Linked DNA regions of Homo sapiens: region 2 is linked to region 1. Evidence: read pairs that join two places in POLR2A ChIA-PET (ENCODE). Cell type or tissue: PC-9. All regions are shown on one strand.

Region 1 (2,500 bases):
GGAGTTCAAGACCAGCCTGGCCAACATGGTGAAAACCCAACTCAAAATACAAAATTTAGCTGGGCATGGTGGTACCTGCTGGTAATCCCAGCTACTTGGGAGGCTAAGGCAGGACAATTACTTGAACCTGGGAGATGGTGGTTGCAGTGAGCTAAGATCATGCCACTGCACCCCAGCCTGGACAACAGAATGAGATTCTGTCTCAAAAAAAAAAAAAAAAAAAAAAAAAAAATATATATATATATATATATGTTCAAAAATCTAGAAAAAGAGTTAATAAACCCCAAAAATGAATAAATATAAAAGCAAGGCTGGCCATGGTGTTGACTCATGCCTGTAATCCCAGCACTTTGGGAGGCCAAAGTTAGAGGTTTACTTGAGCCCAAGAGTTTGAGACTGGGCAACAAACATAGTGAGATCTCGCCTCTACAAAAAAATAAAAAAAGTCAGCCAGGCTTGGTGGGGTATGCCTGTGGTCCTAGCTACTCCGGAGGCTGAGCTGAGATCACGCCACTGTACTCCAGCCTTGGTGACAGATTATATATATATCTGTTTTGTTGTTTTTGGCACAGATATAAAGTAACAGCCAAAAAAAAAAAAAAAGAGTAAACTGAATTAATAAAAACAAAAACTAGGCCAGGCGTGATGGCTCACACCTGTAATTCCAGTACTTTGGGAGGCCGAGGGTGGATCACGAGGTCAAGTGATCAAGACCATCCTGGTCAACATGGTGAAACCCCGTCTCTACTACAAATACAAAAATTAGCCGGGCGTGGTGGCACGCACCTGTAGTCCCAGCTACTCGGGAACCTGAGGCAGGAGAATTGCTTGAATCCGCGAGGTGGAGGTTGCAGTGAGCGGAGATCACCAGTAGAGCGAGACTCCATCTCAAAAAAAAACCAAAAAACAAAACCAAAAACTATATTTTGTTTTAAAACACTAAATAAATGTAGATAATTCTGTCAAAAATCTGATCAATTGAAAGAGAGAAGTCACAAACATTAGGGCTGAGAAAGAGGATATCATAACTGCAGATTTAGAGAAAATCTTTTAACTCATGCTAGAATTATATGTAACTTTACATAAATAAACTTGAAGATTAAATAAGATGGATGATAGTCAAAGAAAACAGAAGTTACCAAAATCAACTCAAGAAAAATTAGGGGAACAACAACCCAGAGCAGAAATCTCTAAGATCTTCAAAGAATGAGCCACTAAGACAACAGCAAGCCCAATTTTCTAGGTGAATGCTATCTAACTCTTATTGAACAGATAATTTCCACGTTATCCTTACTGTTCCAGGAGGTGTAAGGATAAAAGGAAAAGCTTCCTACTTTCTTCCATGAGGATAACATATTCTTGATATGAATTTAGACTAAGATGGTACAAAAAATAAAACTAAACTAATGTTCACTTGTGAAGACAGATGCAAAAATACTAAGTAAAATATTATCAGACAGAACTGAGTAGTTTTAAGAGAATAATTCATTATGACCACATAGGCTTTACACCAACAACACTACACCAACAATACAAGGATGGTTAAATTACAACGATACAGGGACAGTTAAACTAGCTACTAACATTAATCTTCATTTGTTCAATAAATATGTACTAAGTACTTTCCCTATCAGACTCTGTGCTAAGTGCTAGGGATGCAGCAGTGAAGCAGAAGGTTCTCGTCTATATGGAGCTGACATCCTCATAGGAGAAGGAACTCACTGAGAAGGGAATAAGCAGTTTGACAGGATATAGAATAACTGAGAGAGGCTCACTTTAGATAAGGTGCACAGGGAAGGCTTTTCTCAGGAGCAACATTTAAGCTGAGTTGAAAAGCAGATGTTTAGGCCGGGCATGGTGGCTCATGCCTGTAATCCCAGAACTTTGGGAGGCTAAGGCAGGCGGATCTCTTGAGGTCAGGAGTTCGAGGCCAGCCTGGCCAACATGGTGAAACCCCCATCTCTACTAAAAATACCAAAAAAATAAAAATTAAAAAAAAATTAGCTGGGCATGGTGGTGTGCCTGTAATCCCAGCTACTTGGAAGGCTGAGGTGCGAGAATCACCTGAACCCAGGAGGCGGAGGCTGCAGTGAGCTGAAATGGTGCTACTGCACTCCAGCCTGGGCAACAGAGAGGTACTCCATCAAAAAAAAGAAAAGAGAAAGAAAAGCAAATGTTTGAGTGGTCAATAAACAAGAGAAATGATCAGGAGGCTAGGACCTGGGAGCAGGGGATAGAGGCATGAAATGAATCTCAAGAGGTAGGAAGAGCTAGATCATACTAAGTTCTTCAGTCCACAGTAAATATTTCACTTTTGGAATAGTGGAAAGTCACAAAAGAGTTTTCAGCAGGAAAAGAAAACAGCGCCATTTTATCCATTAGTTGCTTTCCACTGAATGCCTAGGGTCCATAAGCTTTTCAGAGACTTAGAAAAATGTTTGGGATCTAAAAAAAAATACAAGTTCAAAATACAAACAAAAAATTTTGACCACAAAAATTA
Region 2 (2,500 bases), 1.7 Mb before region 1:
TCTAAAATCCTATTTACTCACCCTTCACAATTCAGCCCAAATGCCAAAGTCCTTGTGAAGATTTTTCTAATTCCCTTCCTCAGTCCTCCAAAGATTTAGAGTTGTTCCTCTGTTATAGCCTCTGTTGTATTTTCCCATGTATTATGACTGGATGTTTACATGTTAGCTCCCTGAAAGCAGAGGCCATTTCATTCAACTCTAACAGCTTCTAGCACTGTGCTATGAATACAGTGGATACTCATTCACGTTGAAATGCAGCAAGGATTTTTTAAAAACAACTTTTGACCAGAGAAGGGGCTCCTAGACAGACAGGCTTCCTGAATCAAGGCATCTCCCACCTCATTTTCATAGGACAGCGAAGAATATGGAATCCCACATCAGAAAATCCAAGTTCATTCCCCGTCATCAGCATAGGAAGCATTGGCAAATCATCTAATTTCTCTGTCTCAGTGCCTTCATCTATGTCCATGGAAAATGGGCATAAAAATCAAGCCATGGGCAGGCGCAGTGGCTCACACCTGTAATCGCAGCACTTTGGGAGGCCAAGGCAGGTGGATCACGAGGTAAGGAGTTCAAGACCAGCATGGCCAACATGTTGAAACCTCATCTTTACTAAAAATACAAAAATTAGCCTGGCATAGTGGCACACACCTGTAATCCCAGCTACTCGGGATTACAGGAGACAGGAGAATTGCTTGAACCCAGGAGGCAGAGGTCGCAGTGAGCAGAGATCGTGCCACTGCACCCTAGCCTGGGCGACAGAGCAGGACTCTTGTGGGGGTGGGGGGTGGGGGTGGAAATCAAGCCTCAATTTTATAGCACTTATTAGGAAGACAAATGTATCAGGAGGACTTGGGTAAAGTGTAAGGCCTCACAGGAATGTTAGCACTTGGGAAGAAGCATGATTTCCTTTCACAGCTGTGGGATGGAGGGGGCTTAAGCTGGGCAGACACCAGGTTAGCAAAGCAGTTCCATATCTGGTTCAGCAGCTCGAAATTTCATCACTGTTCCAAACTAGATCCTGAACCCAACAGACCTGTTCCACAGGGCCACGTGGAGGAGCAAGCTTGTAAGGGACATTTAGATACATATCCATTAGCAATTCTCAAGGCCTGAGATATGCAGAAATTTTCTAGTTTGCAAGCCCTTCGATAGTTTAGGATTCATTTCTAAACAAAGTTCCCCAGGGAGCCTTACCTTAAGGCACAGGCTCTGGGATTCTGCTACTCTAAAAAATTCCATCATGTCAACAAAGTTTAACCCTTAATTTTGTGGTCACTTGCACCACACTCTGTGACTGCTCCTCTGTGTCCCACTACCACACCTACAAAAGCCATTTCAAAAGGAAAAAATAAACATTTCCAAACATATTCTAAAAACAGGTCCCCTAGTCCTACATCAATGTGCAAACTGAAGTTCATTCAGTTCCTCATTCATTTTTAAATAGAGCCAAAAGAGGTTAGGTCCTGTCCTCTTCCTTTTTTGTACCTTAGCTACATCATAGGTGCTGCAAGAACTAAGTGAGCTAAGGTACCCAACCCCCACCTTACAGAGGAAATTAAGGCTCAGAAAGTACCCTAGGACCCAGGGGAAGTCACTTTAAGTGTCCAGCATAGAGCAGACATTTTTTCTTAATTTAAAAAATATATATACATATACGTGTGTGTGTGTGTGTGTGTGTGTGTGTGTGTATGTATTTTTTTTTTTTTGAGACAGGGTCTCGCTCTGTTGACGAGGCTGAAGTGCAGTGGTGTGATCTTGACTCACTGTATCTTCAGCCTCTTAGGCTCAAGTGATCCTCCCACCTCAGCCTCCCAAGTAGTTGGGACTACAGGCTGGTGCCACCAAGCCTGGCTAATTTTTGTATTTTTTTTTTTTTTACAGAAATGGGGTCTCACTATGTTGTCCAGGTATGTTGCCCAGGCTAGTCTCAAACTCCTGGGCTCAAGGGATCCTCTCATCTTGGCCTCCCAAAGTGCTAGGATTACAGGTATGAGCTACTGCGCCTGGACAGACACTTCTTGATAAACACATGTTGAATAAATAGCTTCAAAGCACACCACACCACCTGGTATTTGCAACTTAGAAGCCTGCTTACATCAGACAGGGCATGGGACAGAGGAAAAATACATGGGTTCTAAAGTTGCACATGTTGGATTTAGGCCACTGTTCCATCACTTACAAGCTACGTGATCTATGCCTCAGTTTCTTCACCTGCAGCATACCACAGAATTGAAGAAAAGATTGCATGCAAAAACGTATTATGAGACGAATGTAGGTTAAGGCATGGAACGGTGCCTGGCACCCAAGGCCATACACATTCTGTGAGAACAAGGAACTTGTTTATTTGCCAGCACTGAACCTGGAGCCCAGTACAAAACAGGCCTACATAAAGTTTTGAACTGCATAGTGGGTGCTGCCTACACAGTGATTTCAAAACCTGGTGAACGATCAAAAAGTAGAGGTGACTACGGAAACAGTCAATAACTAATAAAGAACA

What was found. Peaks named below come from ENCODE experiments on the same cell type or tissue, not always from the same donor. Only the 100,000 strongest peaks of a DNase experiment are listed, where the experiment ranks them.
Region 2: POLR2A ChIA-PET joins it to region 1 with 9 read pairs; 2 of 35 experiments call an interaction of 5 or more read pairs at or near these places.

The regions. Positions count from the first base shown.
Region 1 is chr22:40,171,526-40,174,025 of GRCh38, reverse strand. It overlaps a transcript of TNRC6B not described here. Among named protein-coding and RNA genes, the nearest start is that of TNRC6B, 5.1 kb to the left of the region's middle. In PC-9, no CTCF peak of the experiment used is centred here; no DNase peak of the experiment used is centred here.
Region 2 is chr22:41,843,225-41,845,724 of GRCh38, reverse strand. The region is part of intron 1 of SREBF2 (sterol regulatory element binding transcription factor 2); the gene reads right to left. Among named protein-coding and RNA genes, the nearest start is that of SREBF2-AS1, 9.8 kb to the right of the region's middle. In PC-9, no CTCF peak of the experiment used is centred here; a DNase peak (open chromatin) is centred at 1,014; H3K4me3 peaks cover 995 bases; H3K27ac peaks cover 2,481 bases.